Regions from separate parts of the Mus musculus genome. Here regions 2, 3, 4 and 5 are each linked to region 1. A link is a loop called in an ENCODE intact Hi-C map of the cell type or tissue named here. Cell type or tissue: heart. All regions are shown on one strand. Region 1 has its middle 46 kb from the start of Ppargc1a. Region 2 has its middle 220 kb from the start of Gm40302. Region 3 has its middle 110 kb from the start of Ppargc1a. Region 4 has its middle 65 kb from the start of Gm40302. Region 5 has its middle 250 kb from the start of Gm29924.

What was found. Hi-C counts contacts between places; a loop is a spot of excess contacts. Peaks named below come from ENCODE experiments on the same cell type or tissue, not always from the same donor. Only the 100,000 strongest peaks of a DNase experiment are listed, where the experiment ranks them.
Region 2: a loop joins it to region 1, with 2.6 times the contacts of the local background. A loop is called at or near these places in 6 of 42 quality-filtered maps.
Region 3: a loop joins it to region 1, with 2.1 times the contacts of the local background. A loop is called at or near these places in 5 of 42 quality-filtered maps.
Region 4: it touches region 1 in a loop (4-fold over the local background); 8 of 42 quality-filtered maps call a loop at or near these places.
Region 5: a loop joins it to region 1, with 2.6 times the contacts of the local background. A loop is called at or near these places in 2 of 42 quality-filtered maps.

Annotation. Positions count from the first base shown.
Region 1 is chr5:51,597,807-51,602,806 of GRCm38, reverse strand. It overlaps a transcript of Ppargc1a not described here. Among named protein-coding and RNA genes, the nearest start is that of Ppargc1a, 46 kb to the right of the region's middle. In heart, a CTCF peak has its summit at 3,066; no DNase peak of the experiment used is centred here; H3K27ac peaks cover 534 bases.
Region 2 is chr5:51,906,145-51,911,144 of GRCm38, reverse strand. It overlaps a transcript of Ppargc1a not described here. Among named protein-coding and RNA genes, the nearest start is that of Gm40302, 220 kb to the left of the region's middle. In heart, a CTCF peak has its summit at 2,162; a DNase peak (open chromatin) is centred at 2,004.
Region 3 is chr5:51,663,238-51,668,237 of GRCm38, reverse strand. It overlaps a transcript of Ppargc1a not described here. Among named protein-coding and RNA genes, the nearest start is that of Ppargc1a, 110 kb to the right of the region's middle. In heart, no CTCF peak of the experiment used is centred here; a DNase peak (open chromatin) is centred at 2,797.
Region 4 is chr5:52,062,508-52,067,507 of GRCm38, reverse strand. It overlaps a transcript of Ppargc1a not described here. Among named protein-coding and RNA genes, the nearest start is that of Gm40302, 65 kb to the left of the region's middle. In heart, a CTCF peak has its summit at 2,269 (motif pointing right); no DNase peak of the experiment used is centred here; H3K27me3 peaks cover 377 bases.
Region 5 is chr5:51,037,436-51,042,435 of GRCm38, reverse strand. No RefSeq gene overlaps it. Among named protein-coding and RNA genes, the nearest start is that of Gm29924, 250 kb to the left of the region's middle. In heart, a CTCF peak has its summit at 2,667 (motif pointing left); no DNase peak of the experiment used is centred here.

The sequences.
Region 1 (5,000 bases):
ATTCCTTATAATGCTATTGTAGTGGTGGGCAATGTTGTAGCTGGGTTCTTGTAGTGAGTTTTTTAAGTGACTATATCCAACAAGGACCCAGGGAAATAACCCATGGTAGGATGGATGGGTTTGAAGCCTACTTAGTGTGACACTGTGCCCTGGGACTGTGCATGACTCCCATAAAGTTAGAGTAGTCTTGAATCAGAATACATACTCCAAAAAAGCAGCAGTCCATGCCCTCTGACATGGAAATGTGTCACCAGAGCCATTCTCCTTTCTAGTAGGAATATATGTGAAGTGGAATATATATCCCATCTGCAGAGTTTGTATGTCTATTTAGGACCAAGGTTAAAGGTGGGCGATGGTTTCTATTTTAGAGATGGTCTGGAAATTACTTGTTTCTTTGTCAGTTGATTTTTAATCAGCTGCTTATCTGATCCAGTCTGAAGGGTGTAATACTCTAAGCCAGTGGTTCTCAACCTTTCTAAGGCTGCAACGCTTTATAGTTCCTCATATTGTGGTTATTGACAACCATAACATTATTTTTATTACTACTTCATAACTATAATGTGGCTACCATTATGAACTGTAATGTACATATCTGATATGTGACCCCTATGGAAGGGTCATGCAACTGCCCCGCAAAGGGATGGGAACCTACAGGTTGAGAACCAGTGCTCTAATCTATACATCAAATTTTGTCCTCCACCTTACAAAGCAGTGGTGGTTGGTTAGTTTGTATCAGACATAAGCCACTAAAAATTTGCTCTTAGTTATTCAGAATTCTGCTTTTCAAAATCCTGAATTATTTACAATTGTGTGTATATAATTTTTGTTTGTTTTTTTTCAAGACAGGGTTTCTCTGTATAGCCCTGGCTGTCCTGGAACTCACTTTGTAGACCAGGCTGGCCTCAAACTCAGAAATCTGCTTGCCTCTGCCTCCCAAGGGCTGGAATTAAAGGCATGAGCTATAATTTTTGTAAATAGGGGCATGTCTATGGAAGTCAAAGGACAGCTTTGTGGAATTCTTTCTCTTCTTCACTTTTATGTGGGTTCTGAGAAAATCAATGTCAAACCTAGGTCATCATGGTTGTACATCAAGTGTTCTTACATGCTCAGCAATGCCACCTGTCCAGAATTCCACATTTACAGAAGGCCCCTGTTTGACAAACTTTAGTATGGGGGTATCCCTAGGAAGTTACAATTTTAGCCTATGGATTGTGGAAAAATCTTTATATCCAGAGCTTCACAGTTTATCTGCTTCCTACTGTGCTAAAGGGTCTAAGGGGGAGTGATCTTAAGCCAGGATATTTAAGTAGCAAGCAAACAAGAAAGTCCTGGGAAATGTAGAATTGACTCATATGAGCTGTCTCTGTGAGACCTGGGGCTATGTTGTCAAGAAGCTCAGAGAGTGAGATGGTTGCATTTACTGGCTAACTACACATATTACATCAGCTGAGGGTTTCACTTTCTTCTTTGTCCATGTCATGTCATTACATGAAGCGTCTGTTGCTGCGTTCACTTGCAATGCATCCAGCACTATCAAAAGTGCAGCGAGTCAGCGAGCGCAAGAGGCTGGTGCTTCATTTGATTTTTAAAGAGAGATAGCCATAGCTGTGGCATTTTTTTCAAGTGGAATCTAGACTGTTTCTCCTTCTCCTTTTGACAATTGCCCATTGAAGCCACATTAAAAAGATCCCACTTATTTTATAAGTCTTCAGTGGGCTATCACCTCCTTCTGGAGTTTGGCAGAAGTTGGCAGGTAGCCTGGCACACTCCCTTCCACATTCTTGTGGGCCCAGTGGTAGTTTTAAGCTGGAGGAGGAGGAGGATGAGGAGGAGGAAGATGAGGAGGAGGAGGAAGTTATCTTGCAGTTGCTCATTTGTTTATATCTCTTGAGTACATCATGACAGAGAAGGTATTTCTTTCACCTCTCTAGATGAGTGTTGGACTCATTACTAATTGAAGAAATACTCAAGTAATTTGCATAGGCTTTCTTAAATTGCTGACTATATTTTCGCAATTTAGGTGTACGGGGGTGGTTGAGAACTTGGAGTTCCTGAGGAGATCCTAGGCATTATACAAGGTTATCTCTAGAGGAGATACAAGGTGATATATTTTTGAATCTGTGAAGTATTTCTGTGATTGCTTATAAGAGAGAGAAAAGAGGTGGACTAAACTAATGAAGAGTCCAACACTGGCTACTTTTGGAAGAAGAACTAGATTAGAAGATTCTTCATCCAAAATTTTCTCACTAGTGATGTGTCCTTGGATCTCAGTGATCTCTCTTGTAATGCTAAGGTAATGTCACCTTCATGTAGAATGGTGGGAGAGGTAAACTGTGCTATTGTTTGCTTGGGTCCCAGCAATGGTGTTTGTCAATATTGCTTATGGGAGCACTGTTACCCACGACCTGGAGAGATCTCTCATACTAGTCTCAGGGTAAAAAATCCATTCCCCAAAGACAGAGGACCCCCAAGGAGCTCCAAATACCAAAGATCCCTGGGGTTCTGCTTGCTTCTGCAATGTGCTTTTAGGTCCTTTACAAGGACCAGGTTTAGCAATAAAATGTAGCTGTTATTGTTTTCTAAGTGTTCTTTGACCTACAGGGTGAGAAGGTGAGATGCGCATTTCCGTGGGTGCTTGTTGCATCAAAACATTATTGTCGCCCATCTGTCGGTGCATTAGTCTTTAATTTGGGCTGAGCCAATTCAGTATTTCAAAACAAACAAACATTTTGAGACAGCACTGAAAAATCTCATTATGAATTTTAATATGTTTACTATGCTTTATTTTGGAAGATTTTGATATGCAAAGTTCCTATTGAAATGCAGAGGAGGTTGCCACCATTGATTTGAGTACTAAAAATAAGATGTAGCCATGTTCTTCTTCCTTTTTTTTTCCTTATTTGAGTAATTGTACGGTAGAAAGCTAAATGACAAGGAAAACAGAATGCTAAAAAGCAACAGTGGGTAAGCTGCCCAGGCCGGGCAATCATCACCATGCATCCCATCCAGCCCAAAATAGCCTCACTGAACATCTAAGCAAGCGCAGCTGTGGAGGCTTCTCTTGACACCAAGGGGGCACCCGACGGGCAGCCACAAGATATCATACTGCTAGCAAATTCTGATGCTTGCTGGGCAGCAGACACAGTGTCTCCTTGCACCTCCTTCCCCGCTCTGATTGTAATTTCCTGAAGGGCTGTATAGTGTACTTCTCTGCCTTTTTTCACTTCTTTGACATTTATTTGGTTCTAAGATTCTTGTGTAAATTTTCATCTTTTCTTTGAGACGCCTATCTTTTCAAAGGGCTTACCATACTTCCTCTCTGTGAAGCATCCATCTCTTATCTTTAATGTTCTTGCCTTCCCGTATGTTGTGCATTGAATTTTATGTAGTCTATTTTTCCAGGAGGCCCTTGTAGCCATTGTCAGGCTACATTATTCTATTCTCTTGACTGCCTTAGCACTGAAGAATTAAGTCCATTCTTGAAAACCAGTTTTTGCTGTCTCCATACCAAGTTCCTTGAAGATATGTTTCTATATGACTATCATAGTAACATATACAAGGGAATAATCATGTGACACAGGGGTCATTCAAAGAACAGCTGGAGAGTGAAATAGTACTAAAAGGATTTATTCCTTCTAAATGAAGATGTGTCCTTTGAGGCCCGTGCTTTCCCATAGTGACTGTTCAAGGTACTACAGACTATTTCTAACATCTCTTTTTTGGAATACTCAAAGATGCTGAAATGAAATACACTGTAAGATCCAAAAGCTACCCTAAGCAAAACAAAACAAAACAAAAACAAACAAACAAACAAATCCCCTCATTCTCACTGGTTTTTCTGTCTCTGTGCAATTCTTACACTTCCTTTGTGCACTCATTTTTCCCAGTTAAGTCCCTGGAGCCTTGAGCCTGGATCTCATAGGACTGTCTTAGCCATCTCAAACTTCCCATGTGACCATAACAGATAGTTTCTCTTGGACCAGTCTCTGAGCCCAGTTGTGCTCATGCAGATTTTTCTGACTTTTCCAAGTCCTATCGAGATGAATGGGATGTTTGTCAAGGGACTTCCCTCTGGGAAATGGTGCAAGGGGATTGATCCCAAATCATGAGAAGACAGATAAATGAATAGCTGGTGACGAGAAGGCAAAAACTATCAGCATTTTCCGGCTTTCTTCTTCCTCATGGAGAAATGAGAGCTAGCAAAGTAGTTTCTGCCCACAACTGGATTTTGACTCTTTCAGACATTCAGGGACTGTGGGAATAGTAGTTCAACAATGGAATGGTGTTCATGGATTGACAAGTCAACAGTACCTTCCGACCTTTCTAGAAGAGGGAAGCCTGTTACTGATAGGCTTTAACAATGACAAATTGTTAAAGGATGTCAGTAGTGTCTATATCTTGTTTGTTTGTTTGTTTGTTTGTTTGTTTGTTTGTTCTAGTAAGGAGAAGACAGAACTTCTGGGTTGGGAATGGGAACTCTTGGGTCTGATCCACACTTCTACCTCTGGCCTAGGGCCAAGTTTTGCTTTGGGCAGAAGTGATGGAACTTTCTGCCCCAATTTTCTGACGAAGACTGGGCAGTAGCACTTTGAAGCCGAGCATGCTGCATGGGAGTATTTTGAAGATTAATCAGTGTCTTATGTTAGTGGGAGAAAACATTAAATAAATGAAACATGGATCTCACTTGTAAAAGTACCGCAGGGATAGAGAAGGTAAAATAAATCAGGAGAAGCTAAAGCTACATGTGGACCACAGGGGTATTTAAATCATCCATCTTATAGTGTCTTGTACTCTCATTCACAGTCTCTCTCTCTCTCTCTCTCTCTCTCTCTCTCTCTCTCTCTCTCTCTCTCTCTCCTCCTGCCCCCTGTCTCTTGATCTCACTCCTTCTTGCCTCTCCCACCATGTAAAAAGAAGATGTGGTTGGGAAAGCTACACAGTTAAGTGCACATTGATGTTTACGGCTTGTTACTGTAGCAACTATCCTTCACTGTATCTGT
Region 2 (5,000 bases), 310 kb before region 1:
GAAAAAAAAGTTCATGCTAAATGAGACCACTCACCTACTTCAGAGTTGTTGTTTATCTTAAGCCGGGTGCATAAATAATATATTGAGATCCAAAGGGTGATCTCAAGCATTAGAACACGAAGCTTCCTGTTTACCAACTGTCATTGGGCTGAAGAGAATTTAAACAGCTCTGAACCTTTTTGTCTGTGGATGCAAAGCATGAAATTAACTTTCATTTCATAGTTAGCAGAAATCAGGATGATGGTGTCTTGTTGTCCTGTCTCCTGCCTATCGGGATCTTTTTTTTTTTTTTTTTTTTTTCTATGCAAGTCAGACTTTGGCAGCAGCATGTTTTTTATGTCTCCTTTCAAACAAGACCCCTCTATTCTCCCCCACAAAATAAGCAGAGACCTGTCTGAACCAGTCTGTTGACTTTCCCTAGATAGAAAGAGGCATAGTGGAAATATGCTAACCTGGCATCCAGGGGTTCAAGTTCTGAGTGTTGGTGGGCCTGTCTGAAATCCCCCCTCCATCAGAAGATTTGGAGTAATAGCATATACTTCCAGTGCTTTGTGGGAAGATGGTGAGACTCTCGTGAGGTCATTGTGATAGAACTTTCAGGTGTCATAGGTAAGTGGCTTGATAATAACTGCTAACACTGCTAAGGCTGGATGCTAAAACAAGTGAATTATATCTCATCATATCCCAGCTGTCCTGTGGCATAGGAACTGTTACGATCCCAAATCTTACCACTCCCAAACCAAAGCAGAGGCAAATAATATGGCTTATCTCACCCGTTCTGTGACTAATTTCAAAAGGGAAAGTATCAGAGTCCAGAGTCTGTCTTCTATTGTTACCTTTTGGGAAGGAAGGGCCGGGTTTTCCTCTGTGAGATGATACCTCTTAGTCACACACAAGGAAATGAGACATCACCTCTAAAAACCTGGACCACATTCAGGCTGAGAAAATATAAGAACAGCTCTCCTCTTCATCATCAGGGAGAGTTCCTGTTAGGCAGGGATGTAGCAGACTGTATGGGTTAATTATGTTTTATGTGTAAACAGCCTGGTGATTCTTAGCTGAAAAGCTCTAAATGAAAAGACCTATTACTTGTAAATGCTTCCAGAAACAAGAAATTTGATTCCCTTTCTGTCCCCTTAAACTCAAAGTGTGATAGCCTATTTGGAGTATAGGGAGAGAGTTAGAGAATGAATAGAAGACGTATGGAATGTTTAATTTCGCATGATTGCATTTCACATTTGCTGTAGCAACGGAGGCATCAGAGAACACCTATTTTTGATGTTTTGATGGTGTGCTCCAGGCTTTACAGCCTGATTTATGAACTTTGTGGGGATAAATTCTTATTAAGCAAATGAACAGAAATGCATTTGTGTTCACATCACTGAAAGCATGCAATTTGTACAACCACTTTTTAAAATTTCTATTTACACTATAGTCATTGGAATTTCAAAAGAGAAAAAGAGCCTGAAGCAGTTCATGGGAGAAAATGATGTGAATTTTGTGGACATTTCTCCCCCCAACCCCACCCCTCGACGAAATATGTTTAGTTTGTACTGGGGTTAAATTTGGATTGGCAAACAGTGAGGGTCTGGCTTGCTTTATATTTCTGAATGAAGCAGTTCAAAAATAGAATCATTTCTATAATCCAGAGGAACGGATGGACTCCTGAGAAGTAATCAACTAAGGGAAAGAATAAATTTTGTTCTTCCAAAAATTGCCTGAGTCTCAAGCAACCGCGGCTGTGCTTTAGCGTTTGTTAATACAGTAAGATAATTGCATAACTAAATACACTATGGAATTCCAATAATTGGAAACTTGGTTTCCTCGTCACAACACACAACTTGCTGATGCTGAAAAGCACAGGCAGTATTTTCAAATGCGAGGACCATTCTCTCCCGGACATGTCCTCTGCAGTGTTTTGCAGCTCCTGTTGCGGTTCTGGAGACTCGTCCCTTGTGGTTATTTTTAGTCCGTTGGATTTAGAAAGGTGAATTGAAACAGGAAGTCCCAAAGTCTGACCTGCTTGCCCAGGGCAGGCGGGTTGCGAATTGCTTCTCTGAAAGTCCCCTTGGTGATATTTAGATGAAGTGACCTGAACGTGTTCAACTCAGGAAGCTCCATTCTGTGTGTCCTTGGGTGGTAGCTCAGTGGAGCCTCCTGGAGGTCAAATCTGGTATGGCTTCTTTTTGTGTGACTGATAAAAATAGCCTTTTCTTTTTTGCTTACTCGTAAAAGGAGAAGTTTACTAGTCACATCTTGGTGTGAGGTCTATTTGAGTTAATATATGGAAAGACCTTAGGAAGCACAGGTATAACATAAGTCTCTAATAGACAGTGGCTATGGTAATCAGGCACTCTAGGTTAAGGCTTCATATCTATGCGAACTATAGCAAATCCTGGAGGAAAAGTGAATAAAGAGACTTAGGATCCACCATTCAAGAAATATTTGTTGACTCCTCAGGTACCACTCTCTCCTAGATGTCAAAGAAACAAAGATTAGGTAGTATGAACTCTTGACTTGCAATAGTTCAATCGAATTGGGAAATAGGCAGAAACATCTATACATCTATAATGATCACGACGGGAACAAAAAATATTTCAAAATGGCGCCTAGTGAATAGCAGAGATATTTTCGATGGCAGGAACTGGCCTATCTCCTGTGTATCTTGTTTCTCATAAACATACAGTCTGGCTTCTTACCCATTGGTTTGGAATTCAGATCGGTGTAGGAGCACAGAGCAGATTTCTATCACTGGGTACTTACATAGCACCAAGTGGACTCACTGGGTGAATGACACCAGCAAATTTGGCTTTAAGGAGTCAGGAGTGGTTGCCACGGGCAGTTTGTGAGTATAGATGTATTTGCTTTTGTTGGCTTCTAGGGTAAGCCCTAGGCAAGTGAGGTGCATAGCTACTAGACTACTAAAGTGACTGTCACCCTAAGGATCAGATAAGTGCTTCCTTAGTCTTTCTTCAAGCCTTCAATGCTTCATGTCCTTCACCGTGACCCACATCTGGTTGAATCCAGTGGCTTCATTCTTGTTCATGTCTGACTGAACTTTAGTTGTATATATGTATAAACTCCCTTGCCCCCTTTCTTTTGAAGAACTTGAAACCTACGGAAGTTGACAGACTAGCCCCCAAAGAGACTTCTAACCCGTGTCTACCAACCTGCTGATATTGTGTCTTTTTTCTGCATATACAACTGTGAACCTTGCTCTGATTACCAACATTGACATCTTCCCATCACATCGTAGCTTCCAAACGACCTTTCCACCTTTTGACTTCATATCCATAATGTCGAATTTACCTCCTAAATTCTGTGTTTCAAACTTATCAGTGTTGGAAAGAAAGTCAATAGCAACATTAAAAGAACTTTTCTTACAATTAAAAAAAAAAACCCACAGTTTAAAACCTACTTCTTAAATCTTATTTTTAGATAGCATACCAACATCCTAAGAACGTGGTCAATATAAGATAACTAAAACTTAAAGGTTAGAAGATTTTTCTGGGATACTGTGACATTCTCTTCTACAGAGGAGATTTTTTTTTTAAGACAAATTCCCCTGACTTAGTTTTCACGCGAGCCTTTCAAAAGTAGATGGTAGTGTAATTATTAGTACAGAGATCACTGTTTCCCACAGTAGGAATATTCACTGTAAGAGGTGACTTTTCAAACACACCACAGTGGCTCTGCTGTAAATTAGGGATATAGTCTTAAACTGAAATAGTTATACTATGGTTTTGGACGACACCAACTAATTAATATGACTTCTCTTCCCCCTTTTCTGATAGCCTTGACCAGATGTTAAAAATAAGGTATCTGTCACAAAGTATGATCAGATGTGCCAGACACCTATTCCACTGTTCTTAGCCAAGGATGTGGGGAAGGTTGTGTTGATGGAGACCACGGACTAGGGAGGGACACCCTGGTGGTTCTCTCAGGCCCATAAAACAGCCCTGAGATAAGATGCTTCATTGTGGGCATCTGCTAACAGTTTGCAAGAAAGTGTGCTACAGCTACAGAAAAAAAAAAAAAAAAAAAACATTTTAGACATCATGACATTAGTTGGTAGAAGAAGAAATTGGAGATATTCATCCAGCCATGTCGGTTGGCAGTGAAAAGAGAGAGCTGTCAAGTTGAAGGGTGGGAGAGGTTGGAAAAAGCATGAAAAGCAGGCCTGAGAACAAGAGTCCTGCTGTATCTGGGAGTGTTAAGCAGGGTCAAAAGCCTGTACATCCCCTAAGGCTGTGGTTCTTAAATTGGAATGATTCCTGCCCCTTAACCCAGAGGTTCTGATTCAATAGATCCGGGAAGGGACTTGGGAGTCAGGGTTTTTAACAGTCACCCCCCCACACACCACTCAGAGAAAGCCTGCCCTGCGGTCATGTTTACATCACAGAACATGACAGTATTTGGTGTTGTTAAAGATGACCAGAGCTGTAAAGAAACTGTTTAGTCTAGTGTATTGCAAACCTTTCTCAAAATCTGGGAAATTTTAGAACGGTTTTGCTTTCAAAATGCGTAAAGTAGGAACAGTTACCCTGAATAATGGGGGTGGGTCGCAGGGCAGATAAACAGCTACAGAATTATATTACAGTGTAGAGTTACCAAGTTCCGGGGGTGGGGGGCGGGGGGAGAAGGGCACCTGATAGGGGAGAGCAGGAGGCTGCATCCAACTGGGCTATGGTAGAGGGAATTTATAATAATGTCAATGAAATGGGCACAGACTTGGGAGTCAGACACCCTGGGTTGGAATCCCGTCTCTCTGGTTACAAGCAGTGGGAACTGCTCTTTAAGCCAGGGCTTTCCTCATAGGGTCAGAATGAAGATTCAAGTAGATGACATGTGGGGAGGACTGAGCACAGCACTTCCTAGTTAATGGATGCTCAGGAAGTGGCTGCAGTCACTTTTGTGTTTAAGTTTTGCGTTGGTGGTGAATGTGTTGTTGAATGGCTCTGGCTTTGGTTGAAGCAGGAGAATGGCTCCAACTAATACGC
Region 3 (5,000 bases), 65 kb before region 1:
AACCGCTGGGCAGTGTCAGAAGATGAAGGATGCTGCCAAATGTCTTTTCTGGTCCTTTGTCTTGTGGCTCCTGCGGAGAATATGCCAATTTAATACTGTGCCTCTAGTTATTTTGCTTATGTTGTTGTAGCAAAAATAACTAGAAAGATAATTAATATTGGGGTTACCCCAGGATCTTACACTGGCTATTTTTATCAACTCCCCCACCCCCCCTTTAACCAACTCAGCAGCAAACTTCAAGATTACTGACTGATTTCTTCTCTCTGGGGATGATGTCTCTGGATCAATGCAGTGATATAGCAGAGATGTGGGCCAGGTTTCCAGGTCCTCACCTAATGTCTGTCTTCAGCTTCTGCCTTCCATTGTGATTCCCCAATTTGTATGAATCACCGTAAGCGAATAATAAGCCACAGTGAATGACTCTTCGGGACAGTCGCGCCAAGCCACGGGCAGCATGTTCTCCTGGCTTAGGTCCTTGGTAAGCCTTGTGCTTAGTCTGTGATTTGCCTCCTCATGCCCCTTTCTTCTTGAGCTGATAGAGTCATTACATCTCTCTTTGGTTCTCTAGCATCCACTTTGGCAGCACACTCTAATTAAAGGGTAGTGTCAACTGTATGTTTATGGTTCTTTTACAGCTTTCCTTGTGTTGCTATGTGGAATTAGCTCTCTCTGAAGACAGGCTGAAGTTCCTGAAGGAGATCCGTAATTATCCATGATGAATGTTTAATGTATCTCCACCTTCACCCGTCTATACTACAAAATGTAGGGAGAAAGGGACTCCCTAACAGCAGCTTTATCATGGGCTTCATTTCATTTACAATGAAATGGTTTAGTCTGTCTTTGGAAGTATAGCTGCACTTAAATAAAAATCACATTATTTCCCAGTTTCCTCCATTACGTTAGTCCGTAGATCATTACTGTGTCTTTATACAATGGATGGGGTTCCTTTTGAAGATGTACAGTACGGAGTTTTCACTTAAAAAAAAATAGAATGAGGAAGAAAAGAAAAGTATCAGTCACTCCTAGCTCTCTGTTGCTTCCAAAGGCTTCATTGGACATGATAGTGATCGGTGCAAAGGTTAGTCATGGACTCAGGGTACTGTAAAAACTCAATGTGCAAAAAAGAGTTACAGCCTGTGGAAACAGATCATTTGCCTCCACTTCCACACATTTGTAGGGTATTGCAAAGGGAATCATGGACATGTGCAGGTATGTTTTTACCAGCCACGTTTATCAAACATGGTAAACTCATCCTCCTCTCTATTAGTTTCTGTGTGTTGTTAACATGATATATGGATTTTTTCCTTTTGTATTACTCAACTATGAAAATATTTTAAAGAGAAAAACACACTGTTATTGCCATTTTAAGAACCACTGAAGGGGATAAAAAGGGACGTATAATAAGAACTGTATATTTTTATGTCAGAAGTAGCCTTTCTATGGTACCCTTTAGATAAAACTGAATATTGGAAGAAAAAGAGGGAGATAAGTAGCTTCCTTATTTATCTTAGTCCAAAATCTATTTTCCTCACTGCTGGTTGTTGGCATTGTGTGATGATATGACACCGAATCGGAGGATCAAACTATCAGAAAAAAAAAGTGATTCTCAATTTAACAGATACTCACTAAAATTTTCCCCTTATCTCCACATCGCAGAAAAATAAGTAGCTGTTAAATTTCTAGTCCTGCAGTCGTTCTGATTTATCATCAAATTGTGGGTGCACTTAGCTGCCTTGTGTTGGGGAATCCAATACATCCTGTCACATAAGAAAATAAGAAAAAAAATTCCTATTGGATAATAGCTTACAGTCTCCCCCACAGTGATTTATTTCTGTCACAAGACTTAATTTTATCACAAGGCAGATGCTCTGTCTGTAGCAGCGCATTCATTGCTGCATTTATCTGCTTCATTAACACAAAAAGCACCTGCTGCATTTGGGGGGGGGTGCAGTTGGCTTCTTTATTATATGCCCTAATGACCTGATTAGTTGCTATTTAAGTACATCTTTAATTTTCATTCTTTTGAGAGTCGAGGACATGTTTAGTTGCTTGTGATAAAGTGAATCTGATGGGAACCAGACCCCAGCAAACCCAATGGTAAAGGGCGGCCATGACAGCTATAACCATGCTCTCTGTACTGAGTCCTTTCGATTCATGTCAGAGGGAATAGGCAGAGCTTAGTGGGGTTACCAGCTGGTACCTAGGATGAACTGGGCATAGGTTGCTATAGATTGGTATTGGTAACTGCCATGTGGAAGCAAACATTGCTTTTCATGGGATCTGTAGGTAGACCTAGGAATGTATTTAAGGGAAAGAGAGAAAAAACTAAGGAAAAGAAAAGGACAAAGGGAGGGATGGGTAGCAAAGAAAAGAGGGGGGAAGAGAAGGAAGAAATGGAAGGACAGATGGATGGAGAAAGGAAAAGAAGAAGGGAGTAAGAAAGGGAGAAGGAAGGCAAGAATGGCAGAGGCAAGAAAGAGAAATAGAAAGGGAAGGAAGTAGAAAAGAGGTTAATAGGAAGATAGGAGGAAGGAAAAAAGAAGGAAGAAGAAAGGGAAAAGGGAAGTAGAAAATAAAGAAAAGAGTCAAGAAGGAGAAGAGGAAGGAACTTATGAAATTTCTTGGCATTTTCCTTTGGTCTGTCCCCTGCTCCTTACCTTAGAACACGTAATAGTGAGCTTGTGTCACATCAGCTCAGCCCTCCCTCCAATCTGCTGCTTAATATAGATCTGCCGCTCTGAATAACTGTCCCGTTCTTGGGGACAGCAGAGGGCCACAGGTTGGAATGCTCTGCCAACTGTCACCATTCCAGAGGAGCTTCTACATCTGCCCCTGCTCTGCAGTCCTCCCCCATCTCAGGATGGCAAAGGGCGTCTTCCTCCGGCACGAGGTCTCAGGAGGGAGTATTGGAACTGTCCCACCAGCTTCTGAGATCTGTCAATTCCCCTCTGATGTGTCATGCAAAGGGCAGTCTTGTTGTCACCTGCCAAAGACTAATGACAGGACACACTGACTTCTGGGGAGTTTCTAGAGTCCTATCCTCACTTGGCTTTTCTCTTCTCCGTCTAGTTTCCCTTAAATTAAAACTCAGCTGGACTCTTATGTCCCTTTTGCACCCACCAGGGCATTGGTGTTAAGGTGGAGTGTTAATGGTGAGTTCCCCAGGTTTGCATTTCAGCGGCAGAGCTGTGAGAAAGCTAATAGACAGGAAAGGAGACCAAGCTAATGACAAGTCTCGAAACAGCTGTTGTATGATTCAGCTTCACTACTTCAGTTAATTAATCAGCACCTCGCTGGCAACTCTGGGGGAGAGACTCGTTAGATACTAGGAGCACACAGACAATGCTTTCATATCAAATATGTTCAACATCATCTAATACAGCAATAACTTGCACAGCAGCGGTCAGGGGATACAAGCTTAGACAGATAACTGGGAAACAGCCTGGGTGGTCTTATGGATATGTCCTTTGTAGAAGGACTGAAAATGCTGTTGGCTTTGTTGTGGGTAAATAGCACCCCCCCCCCAAAAAGAACCTCATAGGTGGAAGGATCTCTAGGGTTCCTTGCTACCATAGCAGCCTTTACTGTAATAAGTAAATACATACATGTGGGTTCAGTATGATGTGGATGGCGTTCTCATTTCTGATTTTGGTCACTATCTCCCATTTGGAATTTTAATCATGGAAATTGTCCTCCAACTTGACAACTAAGAGAGATGGAAACATTGAAATCCAGTCCGCTCATTAAGCTCCCCCAGCATTTAGTGAAGAGCGTTATTGATTCTATAGCTTTCCCCTGTCTTTCCTACTCTAAAGGGAAGCAACCTCTTGTTCTTAGGAAGTGATAAAATCATACATATTTTATGAGCGGTAATGCACAGAAATCTGAACCAGACAGAAATATATATATATATATATATATCCAGTGTACTCTGCATGAATTTTGCTTACCCAAAATTGTCAGTATAATTGGAACTGAGCTCAGTGTAAAAGCTGTATTATCTTAAATTCTTGTTGTCTAAAAATCACTGTAGATTAATAAGATAGTATTATCTTGTATAACCTTCACTAGACTTTCTCTGTTATTTTGTCTTTTTTTTTGTTTTCTCTTTTATAGAGAGGCAATCATAAAAACTTGATCACCTTAAAATCTTGGCCTATGTTGGCTGCTATTAAACTGGTACATATTTTCCAGTTAGATTTAATTTTTTTTATTGTTGCTGTAAGGAGAAATTATTGATAACCATAAACAATACACATCATTATTACAGAATTTTGAAAAAGTCCATAGTATAAGTTTTATTTATTTATTACTTTATTTTTGTGGTACTGGGATTTGAACCTTGGACCTTGAACATTCTTACCCTTACTTTGCTCTGTATTTTAAAGTAGAGCCTAAATTGCTCAGTCTGGCCTTGAACTCATGATACTTCTTCCCTGGCTTCCTAAATATCACTACCAGACCTGACATACTTATGTTTCAATTCATGTATCATTTTGTCTATATTTATTATTTTCTATTTTCTAGGAATAGCTTTGCAAAGTGAAAATTGTCTTGTGTGTAAAAATTGCCATGTTTGGGAAATCTGTTTGAATTCCCTCATCTGCTGTTCTCAAAACTGGATTTATTCTAGGGCTTTCTGCCCACCTGCCAGGGATATGGAGAACTTATTACCAAGGACTTGAAGTTGTATCAACCAATTCATTTAGATGATTTATCCCATTGACCCATGTATTCTGATACCCACAATTATGGCTTCAGTCCTTTAATGCATCCTACACGATGGCAGAAGAATACCAGAGAATCTGTAATACTCCAGGGAGCCATAAGGAGAAATGTCCCTTTTAAATTAGCTTTATGACACCAAGGCTTTATGTATTTACTTGCAAGTTTAACATTAAATCAAAGTAAATGTCTTGAACCATCTCTTTTGTCGACTACAGCACTGCATGTAGAGAGGGCTCTTTTGGAAGTATTAATGTTGAGTTGATTTCTAACAG
Region 4 (5,000 bases), 460 kb before region 1:
TTGGGGTTTGGATCGAGAATAGAATATACATTAAACTTGAATTCCAGATTGCATTAGTCAGGGTTCCCTAGAGTCAACAGAACTTATGGAATGTCTCTCGATACTAAGGGAACTTATTGTGATGACTTACACTCTGTAGTCCAATAACCTAGCAATGGGCAGTTGTGGATTGGAAGTCCAAGATCAGTCCCACAGGCTAGTTGTTTAATCTGGTCTTTGTATAAACTTGAATACTGAAGATGTAGATTCCAACAGATGTGCTGGCAAGTAAGTGCTAGCAGTTGAAGAAGAGTGAATCTTCCTTCTCCCAGTGTCCTTATGTAGGCTTCCAGGAGAAGGTGTGGCCCATATTAAAGGTGTGTACCACCATGCCTAAATCTCGGACTTGCTTTGTCCCAGGCTGACCTTGAACACAGAGATGTTCTTGCCTTAGTCTCCTGGGATTAAAAGGCATGTACTACCTTGCCTAGGCTTAAGCTTTCATGACCACTATACCTCAAGATCTCCATGCCAAGATCCAGGTCAGAAACTTATGTCTTCCAGCCTCAAGATCTGGATCACAAGTGAGCCCTCCAATTCTGCATTGTAGTTTACTCCAGATAGAGTCAAGTTGACAACCAGGAATAGCCACTACACAGACCAATGATCATGTTTTAGTATAAATATACCCCCAATATTAATTATATTGGAGCATGCTTCTACTAAAAAAAACATTTGTTTTTTAAATCTGAAAGTTGAACTTAATTGGTGTCTGACTTTTCTTTTTGCTGGATCTGGTGCTGTAGTCTCAAATGTGTGTTTCATGGTGGGGAGTAGGCATCACATGTAGAAACCCACATTTACAATCCCAGTAGTGTCATAAGGAGAGACTTTGGATGCCAGTCTCTCCTTGTGAGGGAAGTTAGGGCTTTCATAAATAGGCTGGAAGAAGCTAGCCCCATTTACCTGGTGCATCTAGATACACACAGCTAGATGATGCCGTCTATGAAGCAGGAAGCAGGTCTGAGGAGACACCTGACTATTCTACCGTGATTATTGGCTTTCTAGACTCAGAACTATGAGATGTGATCCTGGTGTCTGTATGCTGTCCAGTCTAAGGTGTTTTGTTATAGGAACCTAAATAGCCTGAGACACCTGGCAACAGTAAAGGCTAGTTAGTGGGCGGAGGAGGGTTGGCGCACTGGTGCGTGCAGACAGTAGGCACGGAAGCATCATCTGTTTACATGATAGATCCCACAGAGGGTCTCTCGAGAGGACAGATACGCTGATCTTTCTTGGAAAGCTTGGGTCAGAAGTAAAGGCAGATGCCCTGACTTGGCATCTTAGCCAGAAGTCTGTGCACGACCGGGTTCTGTGCAAGGAAACCACCGGAGGGTTAAGAGGGAGGCGACGTGGCAGGACAGAAATGAGTCTTTGAATCGACTTGGTGTTTGCCTATTTATGTAGCTCCATCATGGCCTCCAGTGCCCTGGAAAAACAATCAAAGGAGAATTTAGAGCTGTTCTCGGATTGTCAGTTTTTCATCTAAAAATGTTAATGTACATTAAACTTTTAATTAAAAAAAGCATATCCCATCACAAACTATTTTTAATATGGAATATTTAGCGGCGATGCGCACATTCTGTTCTGAGCTCCAGCAGGCTATTAACCAGCATAATTTGGGTTTTAAAAAACGAACTGAATTAGGTTGTGTACCCTCAGGTTAAGCCCCAAACAAATCACATTATTTAAATTGACACCTCGACAAGGTATGTACATGTTTTCAGTTGTCCTCTGCAGGGTGAAGCTTCGATTCTGTTGTGATTGTCTGATGGCATCAGAAATGCCAGGGACTGACAGAAACATTTATGGAAAAGAGAAAAGAGGAATCTCATTACAGGTCTTTAGAACCTTTAGACTTGGTCTTTTTTTTTTTTCTTGAAAATAATTTTATTTATGTAATTTCAGGCCTGAGAAATTTGAAAGGGCTCAGGGTTGCCTGGATTTAGCTGTAAGTAACTGTGCAGTCGTGAGCTCGCATGAGGATGCATTTGGACATGAAAACCTAAAGTTGGCAGGATCTTTTCTCTCCTCTTTTGTCTCTCCTGGTTGATTTGGGCGCGATTATAATCAGGAAATAGTTTGAATGTGCTAGGACCCTGATGATTCCTAATTCCGGCTGTCACGTGCACCAGCCACTCCTGCTCCTCCTCGGGAAGAACTGAAGAGGCAGCTGATGCAAGTTGCCTTTTCAGACCGAGGAGAACTGGTGCACGCCTAGCTCACCTGGCCACTAGGTGGCACTGCAGCCACAAGGAAGTGTGGTCACAGTTACATAGTTCGGCTGTGCCATTAAGGAAGTCCTCCAAGGCTCAAGATGGGAAAAGGACAGCCTGTGTGTCTCTGACCTCCCTGGATGGCATGGCTCTTCGGAGCTTGCTGCATGCTCCGTGTGTCAAGGCTGCTGCAGGCAAAGAAGCTTATTTGGTTAGGATGTGAGGTTTGCCATCCGTGCCATGGTGTGCGCACTTGTGAACATTGAGGATTTGTTGGGACCCGTGCTAGTTGAAGTGAGAAGTGGGTTCTGAGCTGTAGTCTTTGCTCCAGCTGGACGACAGATGGTCTCCTGACCCTACCTTTTTCTTTGGTGTTTATGTACTGGAAATGTTCTCTTCACAGCGACGGCAGAGTTCTGGAAGCTGGGAAATGTCACAGCATCTCTCTGTGTGCCAGCCTTCTCCTTCCAGTTGTTTCCTCTGTTTCTAACCACTGAGAAAAATATATTATCTTCCAGAGGAGTGCTTTCTACTTTCCCTTTTACAAACAGAAGTGGAATATGTGAATCCTAAAAGCCTCATTCCTGCCTCAAAGGAGATTCTAGTAAGAGTATCAAACATTAAAAAAAAAGAGGAAAAACAATTTGCTTTCAAAATACAAGAATTGTCAATTTTTTAGCAATTTGGACAGGGAATCAGTAGATTTGGCCTAATTGGTGAAAGCTTTGCTATTGATCAACATTGAAAAGTGTCTGGTGAAATGAAATTTCCTATCAAAATAACACTAGGAAAAGCTGCTTAAGAGTTCTCCCACAAATAATAGAGTAGAAACAGCAATGGCTGTGCCTGTTGAGATCCTACTATGTGTCAGACAGTACTGTGTAGCCTAAGTCTGTGAAATGGCTATTATTATTTAGCATGTAAAGACATGGCTGTGGTCTTGAGTCAGCCCCTGGCTTGGGCTCTAATGGCTTCAAAGCTCCATAGAGAACTATACCTGTTGGTTTGTGACCCATGTGTGTCATTGTTTGTGAAATGGCTTGGTAAGGGGACATGAAGGTAGAGACAGTCAACACTGCTTCTCATTGGAGCCCCTGGGTTGCTGTAGAGACTGGCTTGTTCATAGTCGGACTTCAGTACACACTTGTTCAACCCACAGATAAAACTACCAGGGAGCTGGGTTATCTCACGGTGTTGAAACAAACGACTCTGTCTGCTCTGATGTGTAGAAGACTGGGATAGCTTCAGAGATGTGTGTATCTTTCCAAGTTGGAAGGATGGGGACTGATTTGATTTCAGTCAACCTATCCTTAGTCTTGAGCTCACTGGGGTGGCCAGTATCACTGAATTACAGCATGAGGCACGAAGACTAAGAACCTTCTAGAGCCTTGGCTGCTAGAGTCCAGGTTGTCTGATTTGGGTTAAAGGGTGGTTAGTGAGGTTCCATGGAGAACGTTAACTCTTAAAATTTCAAATCTTATATATAATGAATAATAGCCACATTTTAAAAGATTGATGTGATCCACATTCCTAAAAAAACAAAAAAACTAGATAATTAGCGTAATTTGGAGGGGACATGAGAAATGAGAGACATATAGAATCTATTTCACTTAAAAATATCCATGTTAACAAAAGAAGACAAGAAAACAGGAATGAGCTTGCTGGGAAGAAAGGGGGAGTCCAGGGAGAGTGGATAAGAGGGGGGAGAATATGATCAGAATACTGCGTATATGTAAGTGTATATGAATGCATGAAATTGTGAAAATAAATAAAAAGTTTTAGTTACAACAAATGTTCATTCTAGAAAAATGAGCGATTATAGAAGAGCAGACTGAAATAAGATAAGTCACCATTTTTGTTGAGAGTTAGAGATGTACATCATAATGTATATAAATATGTTTATATATATACACACACACAAACAATATATGTATATATTGTTGTGCTTATGTGATTTTAAAGAGAGATTATGCTTTGTAATTTGCTTTTGAAGAGCAATAGATTGTATACATTTTATGTGTCAGTAAATTATTACCATGTCGTAATTTTTAATGACTGCAGAGTGACCTACCAGATGAATATATCATAATTTATTTCACCAGCCCCAATTCTTGGCCCTTTGGATGGTTTCCAGACTTGAACTGCAATAGAAACATATGTCAATGAAATATCTTTTACTAAGTATCTTTATGCAGTTGGCCTTGACCCACGTGGGACCCAAGCAGGTGATTAGGGAAGTTAGCCGAGAGGTAGAAGCTGGTCACCGACCACCTCTTTTGGCCTCACCAGTGTAGGTCACAGAATATATCTGGTGGCAGTGACCACTGTGTCTCAGGGAGACTTCTGGGAGTCCTTCAGGAGCAGAGCAAAGCTATGCCTGGAAAGGAAGCCAAGTTCAAAACAGGCCGATCCAGTGAAGTCCTTAGCCCTGCAAGTGGGACTCAGACCATGGCTCCCTCTCTTGCTTTTCTTCTCTAACATACTATCTCCTCAGTTCCCTTCCTGGTTTTGTGACCTTTTCCCTTTCATTTCTTCCCTACCCAACAGTTATTAATACTTCTTCACTTCCTGTCTTCACATTTCTCTTCTTGTGACTCCCTCCCTGTTTGAGTGGGTTCATCTCTCACCGCCTGTTAACTCTGGAACCCCAGTCTCCTGAGTATTCTACTGTCTACCAAATGCTGGGCATTCACATTCTGGAAGCTTCTAATGGGAGACACTGCTTTCCATGGGCTAAGATTTTTA
Region 5 (5,000 bases), 560 kb after region 1:
AGAGTATTATACCTTTGCATGTTATCAAACGTGAATGAATGAATATATGTGGAGACCCCTCCCAAGACTTCAATGTCACTTTCACTGTTTCCAGGGGACAGACAGCAAAAGTCTGTCTGGTATAGCTCACATGCTCAGCAACTCAAAGGTAGTTTGAGTTTTCTCTTTGGCTTTACATCTTGACGATGACTTAGAGATACATTTTTTTCCCCCAAGCGGGTTAATTAGAAAACCTAAGTACTTTACAGGGTAGCTCAGTGCTATTTGCATATGACCATTCCTCTGCCTCCCCACCTTATGACCTTTACCTTCTTGTAGAATTAAAAGAGGTGAGTCTACCCCTTTCTCCAAATAAACCTCTGCCTGGCTAGTTTCTCCAGTTCCACGACTAATGTTGAATGATCATGGGCATGACTCAACAAAGAACCTAGCCATGCCTGCCTCTCTGACTAACTCTTTGTTATCTCCATACATTTTTAGCACTGTGTATTGTTTTATCGTTTCAGTCCCTGACTCCTGGTTCCTTTTCCCTCTGGTTCCCCTTTTGCAGCTCTCTTGACAATGACTGTTATTTTCAGAGCCTCCTAAAAGCTTTGTAAGCACCCATCTGCCTTGGCCACAAGGAGCGCAGTCATCACCTGCCCTTTGAAGCTCATATGGCATGCACTGGGCTGGGTCTGAGTCAGCTCAGAATGGAGAACAGGCCGTGGACAAGTTGCCAAGAGAACTAAGGTCCGGCCTGGCCCTCCTCCTGTCTTCTCATGTGACCTTGTAGGCTGCTCTTAGGTTTGGCCTCCTGGAAATAGCAGACTAATACTGTTTTGAGTCAGGAAGAAATTTTAAGTCATGATTCCCAGGCTGCCTCAGAAAAACATGCCTTGCGTTTTGAAACAATGCAGATTTCCAGGCTCCATCTCAGCTCATATGAGTTCTGGAAATGGCCAATCATTAGGTTACCTCTGCATTCTCCTCAAAATCACAATGTCACAGGGAGCCAGCATTTCTAGGTCTACTCCATTTCTTCTGTCTCGTACAGAAGCACAATCCTTAACACTTTGGGAAAAAAGAAGAACACGTTTGGGAGCCCCGCTTTACTAAATCTCAGGCAGTTATCCAGCTGAGCTTAAACTGGGCTATGTCGCCATACTCTGTTCTAATAGGCACCACAGGGACTCAACTGGCCCGGCCACCCACTAAGCTGTTTCTTCATTGCACTTGTGCTGGTGTTGGCATCTGGACTGCTGGGGACAGCAAGCCTCCCCAGGGGCAGTGCTGGTCTTTGAAATGCCAAGGCAGTGTCCTTGTACATATTGGGGCACAAGCGAGGCAGAGATCTGGATGGCGCCTACTCTGAAATGCCACTGTGGAGCCTGCAAAAGATCCAAGAGTGGATCGGATTCCCAAGACCAAGCTGGCAGCCGTCTGTAGGAAAATCAGATTCCTCTGAGGCCTTAGAGGTCACCAGAGGGCACATGACTGCCCCTGGTCAGAGGCTGCAGGGTAGCTCAGGACAGAGTAAAGGGCAAGTAAGAATCAAGGAGAGAAAAGGTGACAAGAGGAAATCTACTTCGGTTATAATTTTTTTTCAACTTGGCAATCCCGGATGATGTGTGGCTTGGGAAGAAATTCACAGCAACTTTCTATCATTTCAGCCATCATAATCCTGCACCAGACAGCACACACAGCCCTTGTGTAAATGACTCAGCGGTCAGCTCACAAGCTCCTTGCAAAGCAGCAACAAAGACAGGAATGTGTGGGCAAGCACACACACACACACACACACACACACACACCACACATGCTCAGGAACTCGCAGCACACTTGCTTAGCAGAAGCTTAAACTCTCGCTGATCATTAACCTTTTATTAAACTTATGGCCCTTCGGAGTGAGAAGGGTGCCTTAGCCGTGCTTAGACTTTTCAAGAGCCTGGCAGCAGCCTAGAGTAAAATTGGGATGATAAATGAATAAAGGTAACAAAAACTCCAGTGTTCCCAGCTTCGTGTTAAAAGGTAGCTGTGGTAAACACCTCCACAACTGCATACACAGTGGACTGTAGCATAGTAGGAACATTCATTGCAGTTTTCAGTGGAAGGCTCTTGGCCATCATGAGTTTTTAGAGCTCTTAGCTGAAGACAAGTGGACCTAGTAAAATCTTTAAAACATATTAATTCCAACACTGGCACATTAAAAAAGGGTCACTGTTAATAAATAACATAACCAGGATCATGTTCTACTATTGTCAACACCATGAAATTTGTCTGTTCTATGGAAGAGCTTCTCATAGGTAATGAGTCTGAATTACAAATGCCTGTGGTTCTGTGCCTGGCAGTGTGTGTCTGAGCGGCTGGGAAGGCTCTTATGTAGTTGCTGAAGTGTGTAGAAATGTAAACATTGACAGAAACCTATTTGAAGTGCTTGTTTACTACGCCAGTTACATATGTACCTTTTCCAATTGACCTTGCAAATGAAACACTTTGCCACTGAAGGGGAATAGAACGTGCGTAGAAGTCCTCCCAGTGTTTATTTTTACATTGAACATCAACTAGGCCCCAAGGCTAATGCCATTGACCTGTAACACACATAGAGATGGCAAAGCAACTGGTCACTTAGTTGGTCAGTAAGCGGTAAGGCCAGGAGGATCCTTGTCCTCAATGGGACACTGCCATCTGGTGCATGCCCCTAGTGAGACATGTAGAGAACAATAGCCAGAATTACAAGAGAGTGGAGGAGGCGCAGCTGCTTCAGGAAACACAGGGCTCCTGCGGTCTCAACCACAATCTGTAGATGAGGATAGTCAACCAAAGAGATGTTACTATGTAGATGGAAGGAGTTACCTATAGATGTGATGGAGAAACAAAATTCCTCAGTGTCGCTTAAAAGCCAAATATCTGTCATGGATTGTCCATCTCCTTTAAGCTTGAGAGTAACCCACTGAAATGGTCATATAGCAGGGGAAGATGCAGAGGACCAGAGATATATGCCTGGACTCTTTCAGTTAGCAACTGAACTTGCCTCCTAGGTTACTTTTATGCTTGGATAAATATCTGCCTTGAAAGGAGAGATGTTCTTCTCCTTATCCAAGTATGGTTCAAAGTAGGCCTAAACAATTCTTCACAATCAATAACATACTGGAATGGGGAGATGTCTCCAGAGTTGCTCATTCCTAATATCTCATTGTCTAGCAGGATCAGGAGATTCATGTATCACAGTGAGATAGCACTCCTTAAATCAAGCACAAAATTAAGACTAGAGCTAGGCAAATGATATAATCAAACATTTGCAATTTTTCCCTGTTAAAACACAGGAATTCCAGTTCTCTGATGAAGCCAAGGAAAAGAAGCCAATAACCTTTCCAGTTTAAAGCTTAGCAGTTTTTTTGTCATATACTTTTCTTTTTTTTTTTTAATTAGGTATTTTCCTTGTTTACATTTCCAATGCTATCCCAAAAGTCCCCCATACCCACCCCCCAATCCCCTACCCACCCACTCCCCCTTTTTGGCCCTGGCGTTCCCCTGTACTGGGGCATATAAAGTTTGCAAGTCCACAGGGCCTCTTTTTCCAGTGATGGCTGACTAGGCCATCTTTTGATACATATGCAGCTAGAGACAAGAGCTCCGGGGTACTGGTTAGTTCATATTGTTGTTCCACATATAGGGTTGCAGTTCCCTTTAGCTCCTTGGGTACTTTCTCTAGCTCCTCCATTGGGGGCCGTGTGACCCATCCAATAGCTGACTGTGAGCATCCATTTCTGTGTTTGCTAGACCCCGGCATAGTCTCACAAGAGACAGCTATATCTGGGTCCTTACAGCAAAATCTTGCTAGTGTATGCAATGGTGTCAGCGTTTGGAAGCTGATTATGGGATGGATCCCTGGATATGGCAATCATTAGATGGTCCATCCTTTTGTCACAGCTCCAAATTTTGTCATATACTTTTCATTGATTTAGATTTTACTACTTTCTTAAAATGACATATAAGTTGATTCTTATCTTCATTATCAATTTCCCTTATATTTTATGGCTGGAGGTCATCCATGGGTAATTGTGATCTTGAAAGCTCTGCTGTTGAAAAGACAGCCATGTTTTAGAAAACTCTCAGGTTGACACAATGGCTGTCAAAAATAGTCTGGTTTGGTTACTTTTGGAAAAATGTTTTATTTCACTCATGGCATATGTCTTAGTTAGGGTTTTACAATGACCAAGGCAACTCTTAAAAGGATAAATTTAATTAGGGCTGACTTATAGGTTCAGAAGTTCAGCCCATTATCATCAAGGTTGGGGCATGGCAGTACCCAGACAGGCATGACACAGGAGGAGCTGAGAGTTCAACATCTTGTTCCCAAGGCAAACAGGAGATGACTGGTTCCTATGTGGTTAGGAGGAGGGAAAGTCTTATTGCCCAACACCACAGTGACATACTTCATCCAATAAGGTAACAGCTACTCCAACAAGGCCACACACCTCCTAAGAGTCCCATTCCAGGTGCCAAACATATCCAAATCACCATAGCATGGGAACAATTCTTTTCCTTAAGACAAATTTATTAGATGTAGGTATAATCATATGCTCATTTTTGGAAACTCTCTACACAGTGGGCATTTTTCTGTGTCTCTGATGAATAACAACTGATTTACCTGTGCTGAAGGTTACCAGAAAATTAGACAAGCCATTAGATGTAACGTCTCAATTTCAAAGGATAATATGTGTGTGGAAGGGCTGTTAATCACAGAATTACAGATCCTCGTTATGATGGGCACCTCTAGAGATGGCATGTGTGTACATTTGCCTCTGTGTCTGATTTCCAAGTTAAACCATAAAGATCACAAGGGAAATAATGTCTTCTACCAACCTGCTGCAAATTTAGAACAACTAAAGCATTAGCACTTAGGTCTTCCCCCAAAGCAGATTGATAGAGATGGAAAAGCATTAAGAAGCTCAAATAAGACAAAGCTCACATAAGGGGTTCTCTTCTGGGAAATATTTGGGGTCCCTTTCATGCAG